Regions from separate parts of the Homo sapiens genome. Here all the other regions are linked to region 4. Evidence: chromatin contacts called from ENCODE Hi-C or POLR2A ChIA-PET data. All regions are on one chromosome and are shown on one strand. Each heading gives the region's core, a stretch centred on a gene start or an enhancer-like site at or near the end of the contact. The rest is flanking DNA. Distances are from core to core; before and after follow the strand shown. Region 1 has its middle 27 kb from the start of NMUR1. Region 2 holds the start of NMUR1 (neuromedin U receptor 1). Region 3 overlaps ARMC9 (armadillo repeat containing 9). Region 4 holds the start of NCL (nucleolin).

What was found. Hi-C counts contacts between places; a loop is a spot of excess contacts on that map. ChIA-PET counts read pairs that join two places held with the same protein, here RNA polymerase II (POLR2A). Pooled maps may share reads with other maps.
Region 1: a map of IMR-90 shows a loop between it and region 4 (13-fold over the local background). The contact joins the enhancer-like site here to the promoter of NCL in region 4. A Hi-C loop is called at or near these places in 7 of 168 maps with a recorded cell type or tissue (GM12878, IMR-90, dorsolateral prefrontal cortex and 3 more), 12 of 37 single-sample maps with no recorded cell type and 18 of 50 pooled maps. POLR2A ChIA-PET finds 5 or more read pairs at or near these places in 31 of 52 experiments (AG04449, AG04450, B cell and 24 more).
Region 2: a loop to region 4 is called in a pooled map, with 3 times the contacts of the local background. The contact joins the promoter of NMUR1 here to the promoter of NCL in region 4. A Hi-C loop is called at or near these places in 1 of 168 maps with a recorded cell type or tissue (GM12878), 5 of 37 single-sample maps with no recorded cell type and 10 of 50 pooled maps. POLR2A ChIA-PET finds 5 or more read pairs at or near these places in 24 of 52 experiments (AG04450, CD4-positive, alpha-beta memory T cell, CD8-positive, alpha-beta T cell and 17 more).
Region 3: POLR2A ChIA-PET joins it to region 4 with 12 read pairs in WTC11. The contact joins the enhancer-like site here to the promoter of NCL in region 4. A Hi-C loop is called at or near these places in 3 of 50 pooled maps. POLR2A ChIA-PET finds 5 or more read pairs at or near these places in 17 of 52 experiments (AG04449, AG04450, GM10248 and 12 more).

The regions. Positions count from the first base shown.
Region 1 is chr2:231,556,422-231,559,219 of GRCh38, forward strand. No RefSeq gene overlaps it. Among named protein-coding and RNA genes, the nearest start is that of NMUR1, 27 kb to the left of the region's middle. Within about 2 kb of position 1,455, at least 15 of the 41 ENCODE cell types and tissues checked have a DNase peak (open chromatin) inside an H3K27ac peak, as active enhancers do.
Region 2 is chr2:231,529,096-231,531,795 of GRCh38, forward strand. It overlaps NMUR1 (neuromedin U receptor 1), which reads right to left and starts at 1,350. Exons shown (of 3, transcript NM_006056.5): 1 at 1,264-1,350. The coding sequence starts at 1,266. RefSeq lists a silencer at 1,178-1,607 and an enhancer at 2,302-2,700.
Region 3 is chr2:231,368,719-231,371,525 of GRCh38, forward strand. ARMC9 (armadillo repeat containing 9) reads left to right here. Exons shown (of 25, transcript NM_001352754.2): 24 at 1,235-1,407; 25 at 2,795-2,807. Among named protein-coding and RNA genes, the nearest start is that of MIR4777, 7.4 kb to the left of the region's middle. RefSeq lists enhancers at 326-972, 973-1,620, 1,621-2,267, 2,268-2,807. Within about 2 kb of position 1,558, at least 4 of the 41 ENCODE cell types and tissues checked have a DNase peak (open chromatin) inside an H3K27ac peak, as active enhancers do; they include PC-9, where a contact is called at or near this core.
Region 4 is chr2:231,463,083-231,465,782 of GRCh38, forward strand. NCL (nucleolin) reads right to left here and starts at 1,402. Exons shown (of 14, transcript NM_005381.3): 1 at 1,254-1,402; 2 at 118-234. The coding sequence starts at 1,271. RefSeq lists enhancers at 470-1,141, 1,047-1,096, 1,142-1,811, 1,157-1,346, 1,857-1,956 and silencers at 661-1,030, 1,377-1,726.

The DNA of each region.
Region 1 (2,798 bases), core at 205-2,704, 93 kb after region 4:
GGCCAAAAGTAAGCCCTCTAAAGCTCAGCAATGAACTTAATTTGGAAATTTCTAACATTCATAGGCTTGGTATTTATTCCACTTGTTTCCTAGATGGAAAATATAAATACCCAGCTTAGCTGGAGGTAGAGATGAGAGACACACCAGGGGCACTGCTTGGTCAGGCCAGGGGGTCATGGAAGGTCAAGGGTCCAGAGGTCTGGCTCAAAAGTGATGTTGTTTTTTGTTTTTGTTTTTGTTTTTTTGAGACCGAGTCTCGCTCTGTCTTCCAGGCTGGAGTGCAGCGGTGCGATCTCGGGTCACTGCAATCTCTGCCTCCTGGGTTCAAGCAATTCTCCTCCCTCAGCCTCCCGAGTAGCTGGGATTACAGGCACGTGCCACCATGCCCAGCTAATTTTTCATATTTTAGTAGAGACAGGGTTTCACCATTTTGGCCAGGCTGGTCTCAAACTCCTGACCTCAAGTGATCCGCCCACCTCGGCCTCCCAAAGTGCTGGGATTACAGGTGTGCGCCACTGCAACCGGCTGAAAGTGATGTTTTAAATGAATGCCCATGAGAGAACCAAATGAAATGGGTACAGTTACCAAATGAAGTGACTCGATCTGAAACAGCTGATATCTAGACCGGATGAATTCGACCATCAGCCCAGGCTCTGGTGTCCTGGTTTTGCTCCTCCTCGGCAAGCCCCTGAAGGGCCCGGCTCCAAACCCAGTTGCTGGGTGGATTCCCCAGGCCCTGGGCCTGTGTCTTAACGGGTCTTAGACCACCCAGCAGGCCAGGTCCTTCATGGTCTCCCGGGAACACAGACCCAAGAGGGCCCAGCCAACTTCAAAGTCCAGAGCAAGTGTCCCAGGGCAGAGGGGCCACCAGGCTTCAGGCAGGGAGGAGAGTGGGCACCTCTCCTGCTGTTTCCAAGACACTCCATTGAGGCACACACAGTCTGTTCAGAAAAACCCCTCAGGAGGACAGTCCCGAGGGTTTCCCACCTGACCGTGGGTGCTCCTTCCTCTCCTGGCCTGGGACCCCTTTCCTAACTCTCTCACCCTAGGCTTTCCCCGTTCTAGTCCAGAAGCGCCCATGACTTGAGACCTTCCCCTCGGAATCACATTCCACCTCCGCCCGACGCCGGATTCTCCAATACACAGACCCCAACTGCGGACCAGGAACCCCCACTCACTGTGAGGGAGGGGCTCTGGCCCTCACACAAGCACCCTGAGGCCATGCTGCAGACAGGCGCTGGGGCAGTTGGAGTAGTCCCTGAAGCTGGGAGGGGCAGGGCAGCATCTCCAGTGGCTCTCATCTGCGTCCAGCAGGCAGATGGGGCTGTCACTGAAGTCAGGGAAAGGGGGAAACGGAAGGGGCTCAGGGTGCCTTCCTGGGCAGGAAGGAAAGCCGGCTGTCAAGGAGAGCCCAGTGGTCAATCGTTGGTGTCTCCCAGAGTCTCCTCACTGCTGATTGCAACTCAGACAGCTGGGCCCAGCCCGAGTTCCCAAGTCAGCCAGGCAGCGGCAGGCCCAAGAACACGCATGCCTAGGAAGTCTCCAGCGACACTCTACTGCTAGGTTAGGACCATGCCTTGAGAACTGCTGAGGCTCAAGTTTTGCTCTCTGCATCTGGAGTCAGCGTCCTGGGTTCCTGTCCCAAGTCTGCCCCCTGATGGTAAGAAGTTGCTTCTTCAGCCAAATTTCATAATTTACCTCCTGGGGTAGGTGTAAAGATTAAGTGATATACTTGGGAAAATTAGCACAATTCCTGGCACACAGTAAGACTGAAAAAAATTCCTTATCAACTGGTTGAGGTGTGGTAATTTGGGTGGAGGAAGCTGCTGGGTTTTTTGTTTGTTTTTGTTTTTTTAATAAGCCCTATAGAATTATTTGGCTTTAAAAAACATTACCTGAGCCGGGCACGGTGGCTCACGCCTGTAATCCCAACACTCTGGGAGGCTGAGGCGGGAGGATCACCTGAGGTTGGGAGTTTGAGACTAGCCTGACCAACATGGTGAAACCCTGTCTCTACTAAAAATACAAAAAAAAATTAGCCGCGTGTGGCAGCCAGCGCCTGTATTCCCAGCTACATGGGAGGCTGAGGCAGGAGAATTGCTTGAACCTAGGAGGCGAAGCTTGCAGTAAGCTGAGATCGCGCCACTGCACTCCAGCCTGGGCGACAGAGCAAGACTCCGTCTCAAAAAAAAAAAAAACAAGAAAAAGAAAGAAAAGTAAAGATAAATAAATACATAATAAATAAATACATAAAATTATATAAGATGTGGCGGGGCACAGTGGCTCATGCCTATAATCCCAACACTTTGAGAGGCTGAGGCAGGCGGATCTCGAGCCCAGGAGTTTGAGACCAGCCTAGCCAACATGGTGAAACCCTAACTTTACTAAAAAAAAAAAATACAAAAATTAGCTGGGCATGGTGGTGCATGCCTGTAGTCTCAACTTCTTGGGAGACTGAAGCAGAAGGGTCGCTTAAGCCTGGGAGGCAGAAGTTGCGGTGAGCTGAGATTGTGCCACCGCACACCATCTAGCCTGGCAACAGAGGGAGACCCTGTCTGAAAAAAAAAAGTATATATATGCTCTAATGACATTGAAAATGAGAAATCAACAGCTCTTCCCTGATCGTTTAAACATGGAAACATCTGTGGAAGATTGTATTATTGTTCCCAATCATTCACTCCCCCTTCCTGAAAGCTGAGTCCACCTTCTCTCTTATGGGGAAGGAGTATTCATCCAGCCCCACTGATCCCATGATGGCCTTTGCCAAGGGCACATGTGTGGACATGAGCCGTGCCCCT
Region 2 (2,700 bases), core at 100-2,599, 66 kb after region 4:
TGACATTAGCGCTATGATGACCATTATTTTAGGCACCACTGAGAAAGAAAAAACTCTTCCATCCACAAGTCAGAGATGTAAAAATAAGCTTGGTGCAGTGGCTCACACCTGTAATCCCAACACTTTGGTCGAGGCAGGCGGATCACTTGAGATCAGGAGTTCAAGACCAGCCTGGCCAATATGGTGAAACCCCGTCTCTACTAACAATACAAAAAGTAGCCGGGCGTGGTAGCACACGCCTGTAATTCCAGCTACTTGGGAGGCTGAGGCGGGAGAATTGTTTGAACCCAGGAGACAGAGGTTGCAGTGAGCGGAGATTGTGCCACCGGACTCCAGCCTGGGCAACAGAGAAAGACCTTGTCTCAAAAAAACAAAAAGCAAACAACGAAAAAGTAAAAATCTACATTTAAAAAAAAAAAAACACGTGGGGTTTTGATTTTAAATTTCATGATCTATTGGAACCTTTGAGTAAATGACAGATCTTGGGTGTCTCCTCTTTCAAGCAATGATGCTAGATGAGGCACTCGTTTGGGCATCTGTAAAATGGGCACAATGCCTGGTATTGCAGGGTCTTCAAGAGCAAGCGCTCAGGAAGCAACTGCCTGGATTCGAATCCAGCCTCCCCAGTTCCAGGCTGTGTGACCTTTAGCGAGGTAACCTCTCTGAGGCTGTTTCCCTATTAGGAGGATCCAGGGAGTTTAATCCATTAAAGACATTAACACAGGGCCTGCCTGGCATACGGAAGGGCACGGGGATCACCCCCTTGCTCTGGGGACCCAGTCACTATGAGAGTCAAGTGAGGGAGTGTCAAGGCTACACACTACAAATGCTTCATCCACAAGTTGATTCTTTTTTCTGTTTTCTGTCACCTGAACTGTTCAGTCTCCATATTTGACGCCCTTGGCACTGCCAGTTCTGGGGTTCCCTCTCCTCTATTGAGCCCCACACCCTTCCTCCCGCCCGCCCTCACCCCCGCTGCACAGCAGCGCGGGAGCCTCGGGAACCAGTTGGGAACGCGCAGGCGCCAGCCCGGGTTCAAGGGAGGCGCCCTGGTCCTCGAGGAAGGGTCGCAAGCCCGCAGCCCCCCGGCGCCCCTGGCCGGAAGACACAAATGACCCGAGAAGTTGCGAGGCTCCCCGGTGGCGGGGACGGGGGGCACCCCGACGGAGCCCTCGGACCCTTCCCGCCCTAGGACGACCCTGCCCGCACCGAGCCCCGGCCCAGCTGCCGCGCCCTAGCCCACGCCGGCGCCTGCGCACCTACCATGCGGCCCGCGGCCCGCGAGACCCCGGCTTCCACCCTCCGAGCGACGGACACAGACGCGGCGCGGGAGCCAGTGGACTGACTGACAGCGGCCCCAGCCCGCGCCCCGACGCCCCGCCTGTCCGGCCGGGAACGCCGCCAGGGGGCAGTGCAGTCCCCGCAGCCCGGGCGGCGCCCCCTCCCGCACTGGCGGAGGACGCGGCCGTTGGAGGCGACACCTCCACAAGCAGCGTGGAGGCGACACCTCCACAAGCAGCGTTATCTGACGGAACCCTCACAACAACCCGTTTTACAGATGAGAAAACTGAGCCTCAGAGAGCCGCAGAGGAGGAGCCCGAGAGACCTGGGGCTCACATGTGATTCCCGCCCTCCAGCGTGCTGAGTTTAGCTTAACGCCGTCACGGTGTCCCTGCGGCCTCCAGCTCCTCCTGCCCCCCATTCAGACCCACCTCCAAGGACAGGGACGGCCCACCAGCCCCTTGAAGTCGACATGCCCCGGTGCGGTTCATCCTCCCAGGCTCCAGGCCTCTTCTTCTGTCCCAAGGCCCATGATTGCAGCCTCCGCAGCCCCTCTCACCCGCTGCTCCCTTCGGGGCCTCCAGTCCCTGAGTCCAGGCGCTCGGCCCTGCAGGACTGGGCAAGAGCCCCCTATTCTCCCTCCAGTCCATCCTCCCACAGCCACCAACGACCATCACCCCCTCGAAACCCTTCCTTGGGGCCCCCCCACTGCCTTCTGAAAAAGAGCACACCAAAGTCTAGCCTGGGGGTGGACCTCCCCACTCCTCACCTGCCTCCCTGGGCCACCCTCTCCTCACCATTGTCCTCAGCCCCAAATACTGTCCCCCTTATCCGTTCAAATGTTCTTCTGCCCCCATCACTGTACCAAGGGTGGGGGTATAGACAAGGATGGAGGGAATTTAGGGAAGGGTTAAGAATGCCCAGCCACAGCCTCCTGCTCCCCCACACTGCCCACATGCAAATCCCAGTGCCTCACCTGCTCCCACTCCCTAGTCCTGCAATCAGCTCCTTAGCTGGAAGCTGTTTCATCAGAAACTTCTAGGGACCCTAGAAATGACGGATCACACAGAGTAAAATGCTGGTTCCGGGGCCTTTGCCCAGAGTTTTGTCTCCTTAGCCTGGGCAAGGCCCAGAAATCCTCATGTTTGACAAACGCCCTCTGGAGAGCCCCATGCCCCAGAATCACACTGAGGAGCACCAGGAGAGGTTACAAAGCCACAGGACCCCGAGAGGCCACCGTGAGCTCAGAAGCTCTGTGTGCCTCAGTTCCCCTTCCTGTAGAATGGGCTAACCACCATCGCCACTATTGTGAAGGTGACATGAGACACTGAGCGTCAAGATTCAGCACAGGGGCTGGCACATGGCCAACACTCAAGAAATGTGGGGTGGGATTGTCACCATTTAGTGGCAACTGGAGGC
Region 3 (2,807 bases), core at 308-2,807, 94 kb before region 4:
GGCACAAGTGATCTTCCTGCCTAGCCTCCCAAGTAGCTGGGATTACAGGCACATACCACCATGCCCCGCTAATTTTTTGTATTTTTAGTAGAGATGGGTTTTCACCATGCCGGCCAGGCTGGTCGCGAACTCCTGACCTTGTGATCTGCCCACTTTGGCCTCCCAAAGTGCTGGGATTACAGGCATGAGCCACCGCGCCCGGCCTATTTTTCTAATTATTAAAGTGATATGTTATCAATGTAAAAAAAGGCATATAGAAACAAATCAAACCAAAAGAATCCCACAGTCTCCTCCCAAGTCCTACTTCCCAGAACTATACTTCCATCTAAGGGGTGCTAACAACTGGGCCCAGGATATGTCCTCACTGAATTCTCACAGCTGTTCCTTAGACATTTTACAGGCAGGGAAACTGAGGCTCCCAAGGTGTCAGGGAACTCCCGTGCAATCACCATCTGGAGAGCGGTGGGGCTGGACCCAAGGCTCCATGGCATGGGGATTCTTGCCCATGGGTGCCTGCATTTCCCCACCTTATGCCCATCGTCTCCTTCCTCCTGTGCTTTCTTTTTTTTCTTTTTTTTTATTTTATTTTTTTGAGACAGAGTCTCACTCTGTCACCCAGGCTGGAGTGCAGTGGCGTGATCTTGTCCCACTGCAGCCTCTGCCTCCCAGGTTCAAGCAATTCTCCTGTCTCAGCCTCCTGACTAGCTGGGACTACAGGCATCTGCCACCATGCCTGGGTAATTTTTGTATTTTTAGTAGAGACGGGGGTCTCACCATATTGGTCAGGCTGGTCTCGAACTCCTGACCTCAGGTGATCCGCCCGCCTCGGCCTCCCAAAGTGTTGGATTACAGGCGTGAGCCACCATGCTCAGCCAGTTTCTTTTTTTTTTTTTTTGAGACAGAATTTTGCTCTTGTCGCCCAGGCTGGAGTGCAACAGTGCCGTCTTGGCTCACTGCAACCTCCTCCCAGGTTCAAGCGGTTCTCCTGCCTCAGCCTCCTGAGGAGCTGGAATTACAGGTGCCCGCCACCGCGCCCGGCTAATTTTTGAATTTTTAGTAGTGACGGGGCTTCACCATGTTGGCCAGGCTGGTCTCTAACTCCTGACTTCAGGTGATTTGTCCGCCTTGGCCTCTCAGAGTGCTGGGATTATAGGCGGGAGCCACCACACCCGGCCCCTCCTGTGGTTTCTAATGCTGTAGTAGCTGGGACTCCAGGTTGCACGTTTTGTTCTAGGGAATGTGCATCAGCCTTCACCTGCAAGCCCCGGGCCCCCTGCACTCCAGAGATGCTGGACTGGAACCCACCCAAGGCAAAGGCGTCAGTTCTGGCCCCTCTGTTCTCTTCGTGTGGCCCCCAGCAGGCCAGCCGCCCCGGCTCCACAGCGTCCTCCACAAGGGGCCTGCCGAGTAAGTCAGCCTGGGCCCCACTGGCGTGGGAGCCTGGCCACCCGCCAACCTGCAGGGAAGGGCATTTTGCTGCTATATTTGGCCCCGTGCTCCTGTGTGTACCAGGCCAGGCCAGAAGGGCAGAAGGCCTGCTTCCCTTCCCCACACAACCAGGCCCCAGCAGGTGGCTTCCTTTCCTCCAGGGACCGGTTCTGCATGAATCTTCCTTCCTATTAAATTCCCTTTGGCCTCAGTGACTCAAACTCAAGCTGAGGAGTGAGACCTCCAGGCAGGTCACTGAGAGAGAAGCCCCTCCCCACTTCCCTCTGTGGAGCTCACAGAGTTGGCCCTGAGCTGGCCCTGCTGCCCCGGGGTTGGCCCTGAAACTCGGACCTGCCCTGGTGGGAGGTGGTCCAGCCCCTGGTTCAGCCACTGTGTCCCTGCCTGGCCCAGCCTCGGTCAGGCCACCCCCAGGTCAAACAGAAGCGGGTGTCTGCTCGCAGGCTGGATGGAGGGGCCGCCAGAAGGGCCTGAAGATGGGATGGGCCCAAGGGCCCCCACTCTCTCCCTGGGGCCTCTCTCTCACCCTCTCACCTGAGGCTCACTGTAAGGACCACTTCTTTGTCTTTCTCTGTCCCCTTCCAGCCTCTGCCAATTGATAGCCCCTCCACCTCCACGCCCCAACTGAGCTGAACCTTTCTAGAGGGCTTTACCAAAACACAGGGAAAACAAAAGGACAGAACAAAAGGCCAGGCAGGACGAAAGGAGTCCCGCTTAGGATATGCGCATTTCTTTGGCCGCCCCCAGCCCGCCCCACCCTACTACCTTCCTGGCCAGGCCCTGGGCGCTCTGGTCAGCTGGGGACACGCTGGGTTGGAAGTGGGGGTAATGGCCATGGCTGGGGAGCCAGGTTGGGACCCCTCCCACTTCCCACTGGGAAACACACCCAAAACCCCAGCCCAGCCAGTCGCAGCCCAGGTCAGGCGCAGAGGAGGTGCAGCAAATCCAGGGGAGGCTCGGCCAGGAGGAAGGTGCCACTGGGGCAGGGATCCCCAGTCATAGCAACAGTGACACCAGCAGCTGGTGGCTGGCCTGGCCCCACATCTAGCAGCATAGCGTGGCCACGGTGTGGACAGCTCAGCCAGCCATGGGCGTTGTGTGTCCTGTGGGCTCAACAAACACGTGAGCTGTTGCCAGCAAAGCTGACTGAGTGACCCGCACCAAGCAGCCTGCTTCCTGTGAGGAAAGAGCCGGCCCGCCAGTCGAGCCCAGGCCACAGAACAGGTGACCTGGGAGAGGGAAGGTTCCCTCGCTTCTGAGCCGGCTGAAAGAGGGACTGAGTGGGACAGAGGGGATTCTGTGCGGAGACCACACAGCACTGGCATCTTGCTCTGGCTTTTCTCTCCAGGCAGCCAGTCTCA
Region 4 (2,700 bases), core at 152-2,651:
ACTACAATAAGACATACCTGAATAAAATCTTATTTTTGCCACAGATATCCAATTTCATGTCTTAACTCTCCATTTTGTAGTTTTAACATAATTCTGCATTAAGTTGGATAAAATTACCTCTTCTCCACTGCTATCATCTTCTTCATCTTCTGACATTTCCTCATCTTCACTATCTTCTTCTACCTCCTTTGGAGGAGGAGCCATTTTCTTGGGGTCACCTTGATTTTTACCTGCCTAAAATGGACACAAATAGATCATTACACCTCCACCTCGACATTTCAGGCCATTCATATTTTGCCATTAGTGTTCATACGCCATCATCTCCGTCCTCAGATCCATTTCTCATAGTGCCAAACACCACAACTAACATAGAAACTACTCCTGATGGCAATGCAAGAGGGACTACTCTCAACCGCCCACATTTTTCCTCCCAGGCTTTACCAACAGAAAACCTGCCCTAAGGTAAAAAGTCAACCTGAGGAAATGATTTCTCCTCCCGTTACCTTAGTTAAGCACAACCGTGTTTTAATACTACAAATCCCGGTACTTTATTCTACCACCCTCATCTGAATCCAAATTAACGGTGAAGATCATTAAGGCACTTAAAAAAATGACTACCTTGATTTTCTCATGAAGCTTATGCCTTTCCCAGCGAGACAACCCCGCCCCTTAAAGAGGCGGCGCGGCCACGTGGGGGTACCTGGTAGGCCACCACGTGCCCGAAACACAGCGCAAAAGGCACGCGGCAGAGCCACCTTCCGGGGCCCACCACGTGTCGGCTTGCCAGGCCGGGGCGGAGACATCCGAGCGCAGCCGGGACTCCGACTAGGGCCGATACCGCCATTTCCCGGCCCAAGGCACCCGGTCCCTCTGGAGATTCCAGGACCCACGCGGCGCGGCCCACGTGGCAGGCCGCGCTCCCGGGCACGTGCGTCAGGAGTCGAGTCCCAGCTCGTACGCGTCGCAAAAGTTTGGTCTCATCTCTCCACCCCGAGGCCCAGCGCCCCCTCCCCGCGCTCAGTGACTCTGTCTTTCCCGCCGCGTTCGCCGCCCCCAGCACCTGCAGAAGCTCTTCACCTCGCCACCAAGTAGCCAGAAGCCGCGAGACCTCCCCACTAATCGCGCGAGACTTCCCGCAGCATGGCGCCCTAGAACGCGCCCGGGACTGCGCGCAGGCCCTCCTCCCCGCGGCGCCGCGCTCGCCCCTCGGAAAGCAGGCCTACACGTCTGCGCTCGCGCTCAAGGCCGTTTACCTTCGCGAGCTTCACCATGATGGCGGCGGAGTGTGAAGCGGACAAGTGGCGCAGATGAGTCCAGAAGAAGCCAAGCGACGGCGATGGCGGCCGCGGGTGCTGAAGATCCCGGAGCACGTACACCCGAAGGCCAGCGAGAGCTCGAGACTGAGGCGAAAGACTGAGCCTGCCCAGTAATCGCCTGTGGAAAGGCGACGACGGCGCCCTCGTGACTCCGCGCCGACCAACCAAAGCTCGCGGCCGTCCCCATGAGCCAATCGCGAGCCTCTAACCGTGAACGGCGCGGGGCGGGGAGTAGGCGGGCCGAGGCGGCCACGGGAGGGGGAGGGGCTGGCAACGGCGCCGTGGGGGCGGGGCTCGCTTTGTGCAAGGTCCGCGCTGATTGGGCCGTGGGCGCGCGGGTCCCGGCCTGCGTCGTGGGACTGGCGTTTTTGGCGCCGGCTGTGAGGGGAGCGCGGGGGTGGTGGAATCGGGCGGTCTCCGGTTCGCCAATGTGGCTGGGTCCGTAGGCTTGGGCAGCCTTGGAGTTCCTCAGAGACCCCGCGCTCGGTCCCGGCACGCACTCACGCCGCGGCTCCTGGTGGCCCTGGAGCGAGGAGTCCGCCAGCACCGGAAGTTCAGGGACCGCGGAGTTCCCGTTGGCCCTTTTGGAGGCACAGCTTATCCCTGCTTGCCCGCGAGCATGGGGCCGGAGGCACCCCCCGGCTGCAGGCAGTCTCCTGAGAGCTGTTAATAAAGGCAGTCGCGGGTCTGTGCGAGGTTTTCTGTGAGAAATGCACGAACCTCCCCTACCCCACAGAACCTCAAGCGGGAGATATTTCTCGACATGGGGAACGGCCTCGGAGAAGTAACTTTCTGGCCTCACAGGGCAGGGAGAGGGGCCTGGGAGGGCCGACCGCAGAGCCGGGCCTTTGACCGCCCACAGGTTCCCTGGTTATTATTTGGGTCGAATGCGCCAATTAAGGTGGTGGCTGCGAAGTCAGTGTCACCAGATGGCCCGGGAGCAGGTCGAGAGCCACCGGCAGGGTTCCCCGGCGGCAGGGCGAAGGAGGCCGCCAGTGACTTCCACGGTTAGCTTTGTGGGTGGGTCTCACTCGATGCCGGGCTTAGCAAACCAGAGCATTTCCCTCCGTCCAGGGCCTGCCGGGGATCCATCCCATCCATAGGTCCAGCTATGGATCCATCCATACCTCATTGTTCCTACAGAACCAGGATATCTGCAGCTACGGCTGTACTTGTTAAAAATCACCTCAGGCCGGGCGCGGTGGCTCAGATCCGCAATCCCAGCATTTTGGGAGGCCGAGGCGCATGAACCGGGGAGGCGGAGGTTGCAGTGAGCCGAGATCGCCCACTGCACTCCAGCCTGGGCGACAGAGCGAGACTCCGTCTCAGAAAGAAAAGCATTTGTTAAGGCCGGGTGCGATGGCTCATGCCTGTAATCCCAGTA